Regions from separate parts of the Homo sapiens genome. Here region 2 is linked to region 1. A link is an interaction called in ENCODE POLR2A ChIA-PET data of the cell type or tissue named here. Cell type or tissue: MCF 10A. All regions are shown on one strand. Each heading gives the region's core, and the rest is flanking DNA. Links, peaks and the distances in the headings are about the cores only.

What was found. Peaks named below come from ENCODE experiments on the same cell type or tissue, not always from the same donor. Only the 100,000 strongest peaks of a DNase experiment are listed, where the experiment ranks them.
Region 2: POLR2A ChIA-PET joins it to region 1 with 7 read pairs; 7 of 35 experiments call an interaction of 5 or more read pairs at or near these places.

What each region holds. Positions count from the first base shown.
Region 1 is chr11:128,143,540-128,151,807 of GRCh38, forward strand. All of the region lies in intron 2 of LINC02725 (long intergenic non-protein coding RNA 2725), which reads left to right. Among named protein-coding and RNA genes, the nearest start is that of LINC02725, 52 kb to the left of the region's middle. In MCF 10A, for the core only: no CTCF peak of the experiment used is centred there; a DNase peak (open chromatin) is centred at 3,652.
Region 2 is chr11:128,022,062-128,030,329 of GRCh38, forward strand. No RefSeq gene overlaps it. Among named protein-coding and RNA genes, the nearest start is that of LINC02725, 70 kb to the right of the region's middle. In MCF 10A, for the core only: no CTCF peak of the experiment used is centred there; a DNase peak (open chromatin) is centred at 4,760.

The sequences.
Region 1 (8,268 bases), core at 2,402-4,901:
TGAAATTGTGGCAATAATCAATAGCTTACCAACCAAAAAGAGTCCAGGACTAGATGGATTCACAGCCAAATTCTACCAGAGGTACAAGGAGGAACTGGTACCATTCCTTCTGAAACTATTCCAATCAATAAAAAAAGAGGGAATCCTCCCTAACTCATTTTATGAGGCCAGCATCATCCTGATACCAAAGCCTGGCAGAGACACAACCAAAAAAGAGAATTTTAGACCAATATCCTTGATGAACATTGATGCAAAAATCCTCCATAAAATACTGGCAAACCAAATCCAGCAGCACATCAAAAAGCTTATCCACCATGATCAAGTGGGCCTCATCCCTGGGATGCAAGGCTGGTTCAATATATGCAAATCAATAAATATAATCAAGCATATAAACAGAACCAAAGACAAAAACCACGTGATTATCTCAATAGATGCAGAAAAGGCCTTTGACAAAATTCAAAAACCCTTCATGCTAAAAACTCTCCATAAATTAGGTATTGATGGGACGTAACTCAAAATAATAAGAGCTATCTATGACAAACCCACAGCCAATATCATACTGAATGGGCAAAAACTGGAAGCATTCCCTTTGAAAACTGGCACAAGACAGGGATGCCCTCTCTCACCACTCCTATTCAACATAGTGTTGGAAGTTCTGGCCAGGGCAATTAGGCAGGAGAAGGAAATAAAGGGTATTCAATTAGGAAAAGAGGAAGTCAAATTGTCCCTGTTTGCAGATGACATGATTGTATATCTAGAAAACCCCCTTGTCTCAGCCCAAAATCTCCTTAAGCTGATAAGCAACTTCAGCAAAGTCTCAGGATACAAAATCAATGTACAAAAATCACAAGCATTCTTATACACCAATAACAGACAAACAGCCAAATCATGAGTGAACTCCCATTCACAATTGCTTCAAAGAGAATAAAATACCTAGGAATCCAACTTACAAGGGATGTGAAGGACCTCTTCAAGGAGAACTACAAACCACTGCTCAATGAAATAAAAGAGGATACAAACAAATGGAAGAACATTCCATTCTCATGGGTAGGAAGAATCAATATCGTGAAAATGGCCATACGGCCCAAGGTAATTTATAGATTCAATGCCATCCCCATCAAGCTACCAATGACTTTCTTCACAGAATTGGAAAAAACTACTTTAAAGTTCATATGGAACCAAAAAAGAGCCCGCATCGCCAAGGCAATCCTAAGGCAAAAGAACAAAGCTGGAGACACCACGCTACCTGACTTCAAACTATACTACAAGGCTACAGTAACCAAAACAGCATGGTACTGGTACCAAAACAGAGATATAGATCAGTGGAACAGAACAGAGCCCTCAGAAATAATGCCACATATCTACAACTATCTGATCTTTGACAAACCTGAGAAAAACAAGAAATGGGGAAAGGATTCCCTGTTTAATAAATGGTGCTTGGAAAACTGGCTAGCCATATGTAGAAAGCTGAAACTGGATCCCTTCCTTACACATTATACAAAAATTAATTCAAGATGGATTAAAGACTTACATGTTAGACCTAAAACCATAATAACCCTAGAAGAAAACCTAGGCAATACCATTCAGGACATAGGCATGGGCAAGGACTTCATGTCTAAAACACCAAAAGCAATGGCAACAAAAGCCAAAATTGACAAATGGGATCTAATTAAACTAAAGAGCTTCTGCACAGCAAAAGAAACCACCATCAGGGTGAACAAGCAACCTACAAAATGGGAGAAAATTTTCGCAACCTACTCATCTGACAAAGGGCTAATATCCAGAATCTACAATGAACTCAAACAAATTTATAAGAAAAAAACAAACAACCCCATCAAAAAGTGGGCAAAGGATATGAACAGACACTTCTCTGAAGAAGACATTTATGAAGCCAAAAAAACACATCAAAAAATGCTCATCATCACTGGCCATCAGAGAAATGCAAATCAAAACCACAATGAGATACCATCTCACACCAGTTAGAATGGCGATCATTAAAACGTCAGGAAACAACAGGTGCTGGAGAGGATGTGGAGAAATAGGAACACTTTTACACTGTTGGTGGGACTGTAAACTAGTTCAACCATTGTGGAAGTCAGTGTGGCGATTCCTCAGGGATCTAGAACTAGAAATACCATTTGACCCAGCCATCCCATTACTGGGTATATACCCAAAGGATTATAAATCATGCTGCTATAAAGACACATGCACACGTATGTTTATTGCGGCACTATTCACAATAGCAAAGACTTGGAACCAACCCAAATGTCCAACAACGATAGACTGGATTAAGAAAATGTGGCACATATACACCATGGAATACTATGCAGCCATAAAAATTGATGAGTTTATGTCCTTTGTAGGGACATGGATGAAACTGGAAACCATCATTCTCAACAAACTATCACAAGGACAAAAAACCAAACACCACATGTTCTCACTCATAGGTGGGATTTGAACAATGAGAACACATGGACACAGGAAGGGGAACATCACAATCCGGGGCCTGTTGTGGGGTCAGGGGAAGGGGGTGGGATAGCATTAGGAGATATACCTAATGTAAATGACGAGTTAATGGGTGCAGCACACCAACATGGCACATGTACACATATGTAACAAACCTGCACATTGTGCACATGTACCCTAAAACTTAAAGTGTAATAATAATAAAAAAAATTAAAAAAAAAAAAACAAAGAATTATTTAATCACCATTCCTCCCTTCTGGAATGTCAGCTGCATGTCTCTCTTGTTCATTATTCATTCATCAGTGCTCAGCAAGTACTAAATAAATAGGTAATGAGTTAAAGTGAGAGACAAAAAATCCAGTAATATTCAATTGTCTTTTTATCTCAGTCTTCTCAAGATTGTTGAATTGTGGTTAGGCAGCAAAGTTGGCCTTTCTGACTACAGGAGTGGGCAGGGGACCTGGATAAGGCCAGTTATCCTATTGCATGTTCGTGCTTCTGTCAGAATTTTCCTTGTAGTTTTCTTAAGTGGAGGTGCTGCAGAAAACTTCTCTATTATTTGCTTGTGGAGCTTTAAGAATATAATCCCAGAGCTGAAAAAAGACAGAGAATAAATCTATCACCCAGAGAGAGGGGGAAAAATAAGAGGTAGGAGAAGGGAGGAAGAACGAAGGAGATGGTTCAGATTCCAGTTTTTAAGATCCCTGAAAGCTGTTTTGGTTTATATTTTTTCTCTTCTTTTTTTAAACTCTGTTTTTGAAACGTTTTACTTATTTTGCTTTCCACCTTTCACACTCTTCGCAAACTGTTTTGGTTTTTCATTCATCCCCAGTATCCTTTTCTCTCAAACTAGTTTGTGTTGAGTTTCTACAAAATGTGTCTGAATAAACTCTAACTATAAACATACTCAGCTTGAATTTGCACTGTGCAAAGATAATAAATCTCAACCATTTGGCTATAAGTTCAATCCACGGGGACAGAGCAGCATCATTCAAAACAAATAAAATGTAGTCCGGCCTGATTCATTTTTGAATTGCTTAATTTACTTAAGTCATATTTCAAAAGACAATTTCACTGCCAAATACTTGCTCGCTTGTAAACATCAGCATAAACAGCAGAAGGCCCTAGATATGCAGATGGTTTCGAGCTGCCCAGCCAGGTACAGGCTAGAGATCAGACCAGCAATGTGGGGAAGAAAAGCAAATCTCATCATATTTTTAGGGTTACCTGAAATGGAATTTTGTACTCTGTATTAACACATGACACGATTGAATCCTGAGACTCTGAGCAGCCAGACTGGCATGGCTTTAAGCCAGCTGTAGCAAGAAACTGAAGGAAATGTGAGACTCCTGCCCTGCAGGGATATCTACAATTTAGTTGGAGAAGAATAAGCCATAAACACAGAGGAAATTAAATAGCTATAAAGTACAAATACCATTTCAATAATGCAGTTAAAGTGAGAAGGCAGTTGTATTACTGCCAAGAGAACAAAACAGGTAGCAGCAGAGGAATTCAAGAGAATGCAAAGTCACTTCAGGCTGAACTGAGCAGGAAGAGAAACCAGGGGAAGCTCAAGGCCAACAGAGTGTCAAGGATTCTGTGGCAGTGGGGATTTGTAGTTTATAGGAGGAAACAGAAATAATAATAGTAAAAACAACGACAACTATTAACAACTAACATCTTCTGAGTGTTCAATCAGTGCTACATGCTATGTTCCACATGGGTTCTTTTTTTTTTTTTTTCCAGGCTGAAGTGCAGTGGCAAAATCTCAGCTCACTGCAACCACTCATTGCCTCTTAGGTTCAAGTGATTCTCCTGCCTCAGCCTCCCAAGTAGTTGGGACTATAGGCGCGAGCCACCACGCCAGGCTAATTTTTGTATTTTTAGCAGAGGTGGGGTTTCCCCATGTTTGCCAGGCTGGTCTCAACCTGACCTCAAGTGATCCACCCGTCTCAGCCTCCCAAAGTGCTGGGATTACAGGCGTGAGCCACCCTGCCTTGCCCAAATGTGTTCTCTTGTTCTCATGACAGTCGTATAAGGCATATAGAAATATCCCCATTTTACAAATTAAAAACTGGGTAGCATCTCTGGGTTGCTTAGCTTGTGAGTGGAAGAGTCAGCATCCAATCAGGTCTGTAGGATCCCAGAGCATGCCCCATCTACCACTAAATTAAGCTGTTGGAGAGCATAGGTTTTGAAACGTGGCAGATCTGAGTGTGAATATAGATCCACCATCTACAAGATCTGGTAATAATCTCAGGCAAGCCGCTTGACTTGGTGAGCCTCTTATTCTCATCGTGGACATGCTCATGCTTACTTTCCATGGGAAGTCAGTGGTTTAGAATTAATGACCGCTCATGAGGGCACCTGGCATGCAATAGACGTTAGACACGCCACGTTTCTTTTCTCTGTTTGCCCATTGCCAGGTCTCCTGCTGATCCCCTTTTAGCCAAATGGACAATATTGTTTAACTAACTTTAATCTCCATCCAGGAAGCCCACCTGTGTTGTCTCTCAGTTCTACTCTGGGTCTTTGGGTGGGAAGCAGACAAACCTCAGAAGGCTCATTTCTGGACTGGCTTGCCTTGCCTCACACAGGGGATCCTTCCAGGGGCATATTTTGGGAAAGCTTGTAACTCTTCTCCCCTCCTTCCTTCCCATCAACATGCCAACACACCCTTTAAAAGGCCCTCAGATCCCCCTTCCACCAGACAGCATAACAGTCAAGCTAATTAATGGTCTGCCTGCTTCTTCATAGTCTATGTGCTCGCTCCCAGTGGTTTAAAAGAATGAGGGAGTAGGGAGCAGAGGGGGAAGGCTTAGGGCTTCTGAGACTTGACCCCAAAGGTGTCTGAACTTCAAGAGTCAAAGCAAATCCAGGGGAAAATGGCAGTTTCTATTGTAAGATCAGTCCCCAATCAATATGGTACAATTTCATAGCTCATTATTCCTGTGTGTGCCAAAGCGCAAGTGGGGAAGGGGTGGGGACAGTGAGGGAGGCTGGGAGGAGGGACAAGGGGAGAATCATATGGAAACAATTAGTGGAGCCTTCATTCAAAAAAGCATTAAGGTACTTGTAGCACTGAGGCTCAAGTGACCCCTAGGCTGGGACCATAATTCACCAACACTTAATACCGTTTACCCTGCAGATGTGCATTTTATACAGAAATATCAGCTTACCACTTTGAAAAATTAACCTATTGAAGGCTGTCAAATTCTGATGCCCTCATGGGGGTATTATATATTGTCTGCATGGCTCTCTGTTTCGCCTTTTACCCCCAGAATCAGGAATGCCTGGGTTAATTGGCAAATTAGGTGGCTAACAAGGGGGTGGGAGGTTGTAGAGGAATGAGGACCCAAACAGAAATGCTGCTTTTCCTAAGCAGAAAATATTCTTTTCTTCAATTCCAAAACATGAAGGGTTTGGGGAAGTGACACCCCACCGCTGCAAAGACACACACACACATACACACACACACACACACACACACACACACAGACACTCTACAAGTTCTAAGTCAGAAAGTCCAGAGTTAATCAAGGAGGTAAGATAGAAGTTAGCATAAAGGGAAAGTGTGGCTCAGTGGTTACCGTGTCTAAATTATATTTAACAAAGATTCGTCATTACAATGGGGTTGATAAACCTATGACTAATAGAGAAAGCCTATGTGGTTAAATTTGTTTTTTAATTATCTCAAAGAATGTGATGCTGATTTAAAAAATTCTAATGAAGCACCATTTTTACCTACACAATTGATATTTAAAAGTGTGAATATCCAGTGTTTTCAAGGTTGGCAACAATAGGCACCCTCTAACAACACAGGTGGGAAACTGCTTTAACAACAACAACAAACTTTCTACAGAGCAATTTAATAACAGGTATCAAAAAACCTTAAAAATATGCATACATAACACCCACAAATTCAACTTAGAGGAATTTTACATAAAAAGTACGAATGTAGAATTTGATATTTGTGTAAATAATCTTTGTCATAACTTTGTTTTATAAAAAGGACAAATGGATAAAAACTAAACTCCTATAATAGGAAATTGGTTAAATATAACACATGCATATAATATAATAAAATACACTCACTAAAAATCATACCTTAGAAAAATATTTGCCAACATGAAAAAATTTTTAGGTTGAAATAGAAACAGAATTTTCAAAAGAACAAGCCACAAACCAGCATTTGCACATGTTTCTAGATTTTACAATCCCATCCACGTGTATATACATACATTACTGCTACATCATGTTAGCAACATCTTTAGCTAGTGAGAATATGTTTACAAATTTCGTTGTATTCGATTTTTCATTGCACAGGTACTATTGCAGTGGAGGAAGGTGGCCTGAAGCCAAAGTATGAAGTCAGAAGCATGGTCTTCTGAGCAGTGCCCTCCTTTTCATTCCTGGCCTTGCTTCCTGAACCTGGTTAACAGTTTTTCTAACAAAAATAGCTCTAGCTTCAGTACCCGCCATGCCATAGCTCCCTGCTCAATTCCCCGCTATCTTGTGCTTTGAACAGGATTCACTAACACTCAATGGTATAGCAGGTCGGATGTGAGTAGGAAGCCCAGCTTTATGACCTTTGGCTAACTATTTCATCTCACTGAAACTTAGTGCCCCCTTCTAGAAAATAGAAACCTAATGTCTGTCTTATAAGGTTGCTGTGAGAATTGAATAAGAACATGTGTATAATGAGCTTGGTCATATACCAGATAAACTAATATTAACTCGCTGTAACTCATGATTAAATATCAGGTTAACATCTACTGAGTTCATCTTACCACGTATCATCCCACTAACTCCAGAGGGTGAGAATTTATTCCCTGCTTAATGCAAAGTTTCCCCATGACCAGAGATTCTGGTTCTCTGAGGGTGATTGGGGCTACTGAAAACCATAAGAACAAGCTTGTGACTGGTGGTATTTTACCCTGCTATTCTCTTCTCTCATCCAGAAGTGTCTTTAGAGCACAGGGAGGGGAGGTGGGAACATACAGCTGGGTTCTGAACTCACTCCTACCAGCATCCATCAGGGAGCTCAGGCTGACCTTTGCAATGTCTTTAAGACACAGGGATTAAGGCATAGGTGACCCATGAAGCTTAGGTAACTAGTCAAGGAAAGGGGAGAGGATGAAAGAAGCATAGGAAGGAATATTTTTGGGGTGGTGAGTTTGTAGTGTCCTTCGAGTTAAATTGCACATTCCACAGAAGCAGATACCTAGTCACTTAATGATCAAATCATTTAGGATGCATCCTCCTGAGAAGATTAGAAATGGGAAAGGTCTGTCATAGCTACTAGTTCTGGTATCTGAGTTGCTCTCTCTCCGCACTTCTCAAATTTGGCTACACATTGGAATCACCTACGGAGCTTTACAAAGTGCTGATGTCTGGATCTTGGACCCAGAAATTTTGACGTAATTAGTGTAGGGAAGTGTTTATTAAAGTAAAATCCCCAGATCAGCAGCCTCACCTGGGAACTTGTTAGTCTTTAAAATCCTCAGAGCTCACCACAGACCTGCTGAACCAGATACTCTGCAGGTGGAGCCTATCAGCCAGTTCTAACAAGCTGTCTGAGGGCCTCAGATGAGTGCTAAAGTGGGCAAACCACTGATCTAGGTTGGGGCCTGGGCTATCTCCCCAGCTCCCCAGATGATTCTAGTGTGCATCCAAGTTTGAGAACCACAGCTCTACATCCTTTTTTTTTTTTTTTTTTTGAGGATTCTTAGGTCTTTCAAATATTCACCTTCACTTTCATCATAAGCTTTCAATGGCCTTTCCTTATGTGCTTATGGGGTC
Region 2 (8,268 bases), core at 3,260-5,759, 120 kb before region 1:
TGGGCCCTGGAATGACAGGATGCACCCAGCCTGCTTCGGGGCAGTCGACTGGCCAAAGAGAGGCATTGGACCTGATTCGAGGAAACCTATTCTCATATTTGAAGCCAGGGGCTTATTCATCCACTGCAAAATCAGTTCACTGCTGTCAAAGACTATAGCTGAGTCATTTCTAGTTTCCTCCCTGCTGCCTGCCTTATGCACTGAGCATGTTGCTCTTGAAACACATTTTTTTGACAGTAGATGCAGTGCTCACAGTTTTATATGTGAAAGGAAGTGATGTTTATTATGATCACAATGAGACTAAAATGTGAGGATCACTGCCCACAAGCAGTTCATATTCTAGAGGAGCTGGGAGACACAAACAAGTAGTTGCAGAAAAATCTAACAGTGTGTAATGGTTAATTTTATGTGTCAGCTTGGCTAGGCTATGGTATCATTTTTGGTTAAACACCAGTCTAAATATTGCTGTAAATGTATTATTTAGATATTATTAACATTTAAATTAGTAGCTTTTGAGTGAGGCAGGTGATCCTTCATAATGTGAATGTGCCTTGTCCAACCAGTTGTAGGCCTTAAGAGAAAAGACCTCAAAAGGTCTTTTGAGTAGAAGGAATTGTGCCTCCAGACTGCATTTAGATTCAAGGTACAACATTAACTCTTTCCAGGGTCTCCAGCCTGCAGGCCTGTCCTTCAGAATTCAGCCTTGCCAGCCCCTACAATTGCATGAGAGAATTCCTTAAAATAAATCTCTCAATACATAGATGATTGATAGATAGATAGATGACAGATATAGACAGATGATAGATAGGTGATAGATGTAGAGAAAGATAAATGATAGTGATAGATAGATGATTGATAGGTGACAAATATAGACAGATGATAGATATTATAGGCATATGATTGATAAATAGATGACAGATATAGATGGATGATAGATAGATAGATGACAGATATAGACAGATGATAGATAGGGGATAGATATAGAGAAAGATAAATGATAGATAGTGATAGATAGAAGATTGATAGGTGACAAATATAGAGAGATGATAGATATTATAGGTAGATGATTGATAAATAGATGACAGATATAGAGGATGATAGATGATAGATCGATGATAGATAGATAGAGGATGTGTATATAGATCCATAGATCTCTACAGCTATGCACATTCCATTGGTTATGATTCTCTGGAGGACCCTGACTAATACAGATTCATAATGGAGAGCATTTCAAAGCATTCTAGCATCACAGAGAAGAGATTTATTCTGCCTGAGGGATCAGGATGAATTTACATCAGCGGTAGCACTTAGGATACTCTTTCAAGGACAGACAAATTGAAGTTCCACAGATGAGGAAGGAAAATAATTTTTTTCAGGCAAAGGGAATAAGCAGATATGATCTGATCAGAGACACTATGCAAACAGAGTGACCTTCAATAACTCTAGTCTATGGTGCCTGGGATGGCACATGCTGAATGAAAGCTGAGATAGAATGAGACAAAGTTACTGAGGACCTGTTGTAAAGGACCTTGATTGCTCAAGGTTTGTCCTTCCTCAGAGACACTAAGATCTCTGATGTCCTAGGCATGAATGCATAGTGTGAAATGAAGTCAAGAAGTGACAAGTTTGATTTCCTTAGAAGGCTGCTTGGGATAGACAGGTAAACATTAAAAGGCTGCTACAATTTTTATTTCAAATTCTAATAAGAATTATCTGTAGGTGTGAAGACTAGCAGTGGGTCACAGAGCACCCCAGAGACAAAGAAATAGAAACAGTCTTCTCTCTGCTATCCTCTGATATCTTCATAAGAGTGAGTACAGCAGGATGGTTGAGAAGCTTGGTTCTGCCATCAAACTGCACTAAGTCGGTATCTCTCCACTACTGGTTAAGTCACCTTGAACAAATTATTCTCTAAACCCCAGTTTCTTCACTTATAAACCAGATCTAATAATAGTACTTGCTTCATATGGCTGTTGAGAGGATTAAATGAGATCAGACATGGGGGTGCTTGGCCCAGCACTGAGCACCTTGTAAAAGCTCACTAAGCATTATTTTTTAATGCAAAAAGGATACTAGAGAAAGATGCTAGCACTGTTTAACATAAGCATGGACATTTTTTTAAAGATTAGTTTCTAATACCATCCTAACCCTTTTGTCAAGTGGGCTTGCTGGTATATTGATCAGAAACATAAGCTTCTGTTCTTCAAAGATGGCCCATTAGGGTTACAATTGTGTTCTTGTTTTATCAAAGGGAAGAAGGAAAGACACTACTAATGCTAATGGTGTCAACTAATAATTTTGGGTACAGAGAAGTCTAGAGAACACATTGCTTATGTACGTATCACTTTCTGGTGTTTACCTTACAATCAGATCCTTAGGGCTCCCAATGGGCCACTGTGAAACTAAAGGGCAGTCAGGATATCTCATTCTAATGTCATGTTTGAAAGGAAGATGCATGCCATACAATCTTCACCATCTTATACTGCCTGCCTTTTTCCTAAGAGCTCTAAATTTCTGCTGTGGGTCAAGGCTGGGAGGTGGTGTGATCAGATGGCTAAATGATTAAGAAGTAGCCTCATGAAGAGCCCGAGGCAGCCTGGCCCTCATTAATATATTCTGTTCAAGCCCCCTAGGGCAAGAATGACAACTGGAAATTATACTTGTCATCTTCCTAGAAGTTGGCATTAGTAAAGTATTTTCTCCTACAGGGTTAATGCTGGTTGAATATTCCTGGGGCATCTACAGATAGGCACTGTATGATCAGTGGAGATATTTTAAACCACCACAAATTTGCACAGGTGTAAATACGATGATTCAAATAAGTGGACACACATTTACACATACGTACACCCACACTTAAATACCACACCACATCCCCAAGTGTCGTATGACATCTAAGGCTTCCCTGTCTATCATCTGTAAGAGGAGTCCACAGATGAACCTATCTCAGGTGAGACTCTCCTGAGCTCAACACTTAGCTCTCTCTGAGTCCCTGGTCTCCCCATAAAGAAGAAGTTTTAAGAGGGTTGTGAAGCCATTTGACTGCCAGGAAACTCACAGCCAGATTTTGTGCTCAACTGCAGCAGCTATCCTAGGATTAGAATTTAGGTAAGATTATCACTCTCCTTTTCTATTTCTCTGCTCTTAGCTTTTTCCGGAGGAATGCATATTATACTCCTATACCTAATTTATAACCATAGAAGTTATCCTCAAAGGCCTTCATGGCCATAAATCTCATGAATCCTGTCCCATCCCAGAGTCATAGAGTGGATCCTATTTCTTCTAATGGCATCCCTAGTCCCTAAATACCTAACTAGGTGAAGGTTTAATTTTGAAACACACTGGTTCTCCAATGAAACAAATGCATGTAGGTCTGGGGGTTGTTTCTCTTACTTATAGATGGCTCAGACTATGACAAGGGCTTCATTCACCCAGTAGTTAAGGGAGGAAAGAACTGGAGACTAAAGACTGAAGGCAGACAGGATACTAGAGGGCTGGACCAGGGTCCTAGCCCATACATGATGCACACTGGGGTTCCCACCCAGCTCACTCTAGGACTCAATTTCCGCTTCTCTAGTAGGTCTAAATTATTTAAATCATCAATTTTCAAACATGTCTAAACTTGAAAAAATTTTAACAAAATATTGTAATGAAGCCAATAATAATAATAATAAAAGCAATAAATATTGCAAGTATTAATACAACAGATGGATACCTCAGTGTGACAGTTTCAGGAGTGAAGGGCGTTTCCCCATAGCTGCTAGCAGCTGACTGCCTCAGCTTTCAGACCTCTTTGACGACTGCCTTGGCTGAAGAAAATTGTTTCACCCAAAGTCACACATCTCCTTCTCAGGGCAGGCTTCATCTAAAGCTTGATCAATGCAGGGTTATAAAGATGTGGCTCCCTTGTTCCAATTCATGACAACTCCAGTGAACCAGCCTAGCTCTCAAGCTTCCTATGGCATTGGCTGTGAGGCTTCCTTGCAAATCAACTCAACTTTCTGTCCAATCTTGCTTCCTCTCCCTCTTTCCCCCATGTGTTGATCCAACAATACTCTCTGATACACATTCTGCTCTCTTATCTCTGCCTCAGGGTCTGCTTCCTGGGAACCTACTTGTGATTTTAACTAACATTCATTGCAACCTATTGCTTCAGGATCTGTGATAGGCTTTCCGCATGCATCATCTCATTTAACCCCTTTAACAGTCTTGCACAGGAAGGTAAAATGGGGTACAGGATAATATTGTAGGTACAGCACTCCCCCATATCTGTGGGGAATATGTTTCAAGACCCCCAGTGGATGCCCAGTGGGGAATATGTTTCAAGACCCCCAGTATGAAACCTGATTGCTGTCAATTGGAACATATTTTTGTTCGTGTCTTCCATGCAGAAATTTAGTGCCTTTTCTACCTTAACTAAGGACTTATCATGCACCGTAGCCAAAACTTTTGCAGTGTGAGAGGTGGCAGCAAAACCAGCATCATTTGTCCCCCTTCTTCACAATGCAATGGATAGAAAATTCGTTCCTACCAGAAATCTCAGTCACCTCAGCAAACAACTTTTTTTCTTTCCTTATTAAGTTAACCTTTCTACTTGAAGGAAGCCTTTTATGACGCTCTTTGGCATATGTGAACTGCCAACGTGACTACTCTTGCATTTTGGGGCCATTATGAAGTGAAATAAGGTTGACTCAAATACAAACACTGTAATGTTGCAATAGTGCATCTGATAATGAAGACAGCCACTAAGTGACTCACGGGAGAGCATTGTAGACAGCGTGGACACGCTGGACAAAGGCATGATTCACATCCCGGGAGGGAGAGGGACAGCACAAGATTTCTTCATGCTACTCAGAACAGTGTGCAGTTTAAAACATATAAGTTATTTATTTCTGGAATTTTCCATTTAATATTTTTGGCTCTTGATTGACCTTGGGTCACTGGAACAGCAGAAAGCAAAACCACAGCTAAAGAGCATTATTGTCTTGGCATCAGCTAGACCAGGTCATCCTACTGCATTAGAACTTAGTATAGAATCTTGGGCAATATTTTATTTTTTCTAATCCTGTTTTCTCATGAGTGAAATAAGCCTTATTAATAGAACTAAGTTTTGATGCCTCTTGGAAACATTAAATAACATATTTTCAAGGGGAAGCATCCCAATTGCAGTAAGTTTTACATGAATTCAACTCTACATCTCCGGTGAGGTTTTTTTTGCACCATTTATATTATGTAGGCAGTGGAAATAATCCTGCCTAAATAATCAGCAGAGTATAATAGTAATAAAAGGAACTCTATGATCTACCTGCTTGGGCCCATGTCCACTGTCACATCGTGCCAGATTTTCCACCTGTAAAAGGAAGATAACAATAGTAACTACCATGGCATGTTTTGAAGATTGAATAATTTGATATATGTGAAGCTCTCAGAATAGAACCTGACACATAGTAAAGTTACTAAAATATCACTGCATGTTGGATAAAGATACAGCTTTTGTTTAAAGGTAAAGAATGAATTGTAAGGGCTTTTGACCATTGATATGGAGGTACCATCGGTATTCAGATGGCCAGGAAAGACAGGTAAAGTTATTTCACCAACCCATTGGAGGGCAAAACTAAAACATCAGCTGAGGCTCGCTGAGAATTGCTGACTTGAAACGAGATAGGAGAGCTCATACAAGTCTAAATTCCCAAACCCTGTAAAAAGTAATAACCTTTTCTGAGAACTTGGCATTTTCAGGGCTGCGTTTGCCTGTTTTGCATTGCTATAAAGGAATACCTTACACTGGGTAATTTATAAATAAAAGAGGTTTATTTGGCTCATGGTTCTGCAGGCTGCATAAGCGTGGCATCAGTATCTGCTCAGCTTCCGGGGAGTTCTCAGGAAGCTTCCAGTCAAGGCAGAAGGCAAAGGAGGAGCAGGCACATGACACAGTGAGAGCTGAAGCAGGAAAGAGGAAGAAAGAGGAAGGAGGGAGGCCCCAGACTCTTTTAAACAACCAGATCTCACATGAACCAACAGAGTGAGAACTCACATTGCTGCAAGGACAGCAGGAAGCCATCATGAGGGATCCGCCCCAGGACCCAGACACTAAAGAAAAGTGTCATCAGGCTCCACTTCCAAATCTGGGGATCACATTTCAACATGAGATTTGGAGGAGACAAACATCCAAACTATATCGGGATCATTTTAAATGTATATATACTTCCCTTATTCATGAACTGACTCTAGAATTTAATGCTCTTGTAAACAGTATTTCTTCTATAAAACAGTACTTGTCATGATAAATGTAAATAATTGATTTATTAATATTAAATAAATATAAAGCACTTAAAATGATGCCAAGCACATGGTCATTGCTATAAGAAATTTAGTAATGATTATTGTTATCCCCATTTTACAAATTGAAGCATATAGATGCTGAATAATACAATCCATCCCAGTTATCTGTCTTAAAACTCTGGGATCTTATCCACTTTGCTCCATTTCAAAAGATACAGTAAATAAAAGTAGAGCGCCTGGTTGAAGTTGGCTGATCACTGGCCCCTCAACTGCCCCCTGATTCTGCAACTCCTGAGTGAACTCTGTGGCCCAATAGTATTCTATGGAGCACAGTTTGAAAATCCATAGAGCTTGATGATCCTTCTAGTTCCAAAATCCTATGATCACCAGTAAGATCTGGGCAAATCCAGTCCTATCCCCTACCCAGGTGGCTATTGGCAAGATGGCTGCTCTGACATAGGTATTCAGGTAGCCACCTTAAAATAAAATTTCTTTCTGTAAGCTACACAGGTTTAATCTATATCCTTAGAACAGATAAAGATAGCAATTGGTATTCCAAGCTGTCATCCCATCTAGACCAGGATCCGCTCTTTAGCCGCAGAAGCCAAAGAAATGTGGCAAATGTTCCATCACCCTCATCTCTACTGGGTCTTCCCTGGAAATTTCTGAGAAAGAAAGATGTGGTTAAAGAGGCTCAGCTGTGTAGATATCAGGGGCAAAGAAGAAAATGATGCAGTTTATCAATGCTTGTTAGACTTGGCCCTTGGAAAAGTATAGAACCTCCCAGTAGTTGGGAAGAAGTCCTTGCCATCTGCTCCCTTACATAGTTCTTTTACATTTTTTTCCTGTCAGCCAAAAGTTCCTTGACTTTAGCTCTCCAAGAAGGACTTAACCCTGTACCCAAAAGCCACTGTAGGAATTACCACTCTATTTGCCCATCTGGCAGCCCCTGAACCAAATCTGTTGACAGCTGGGACTATTGACTCATTATTTTGTAACTTTTATCACTGACCAATGGACACATGATCCTGCCATGTTGATAAAGGGAATGGGACAGGAGATTTCTCTAGGGGGGGGGCCACAGGGGGACACTCCTGGTTTGTCCCTGTGGCAGCATCCTGATGTTTAGAAGAATTATAGAAAGTTAATTTAGGAGGACTGACATGCCATTTTAATGCAGGCAAACTAATCTGTAAAAAGTCACCCACCCACATGTTAAGTACCTGAACTCCTGGCTGGATCTGGGTCTGGAGTTACACAAGACCACGTGGCCACAAAGAAGGAGCCCAAAGCCAAGTGGCATGAAGCCAAGGGAGAGTGAAAGGGCATCTGGGGGAAGGATGGAAGCAACTGAGCTGTCCCATTAACAATGCTATCCACGGGGCCTGGAAAGAGAAGTAAAAAAATTAGAAGTACAAGGTGCAGGATGGAAATCTCCAAACAGGTCTTGGAACAAAGGGGAGGAGGCAAGTCCTGGAAGGAGACCCTGAGCTGCTTAAGGGAACCTCAGGGGCCTTCTATAGAGAGGCTGCACCTCGCCTGAGGAGGGTGGCAGCAGCAGTTCAAGGTCACTGAGCTGGCGGAGACATGATGGGCCCAACAGAAAGGGAGATGGCCTGAGGAGAGGGGTGATTTGCTCAGAGCCTTCTTTGCAATGCATTCCTCCTGGTTTTTATTTCAGCATGAAAGCTTCCAGGGAAGCTGGGATGAAAACGTGCAATGGGTTTGCTACACACAGCTATTTGTATCTGTTCTGAGCATCAGGGAGTGGATAAAGAAGAAAGAATGAATACAAAGGGGTACCAAGGAAGAAATGGGGCCAGGGTCAAGCTATAATTTTCTGGCCTGAGTAGAATATCTGTGGCCTGGGGGTTCCAGAAAATGATTCACAAAACTAACACACTTTGACCATGCAGGTTATTGTCAACTCTTATTTAAGGCAAAATGTGGTTTCTTTTCCTCTAATGGTTTCTATCTCTTGAATTT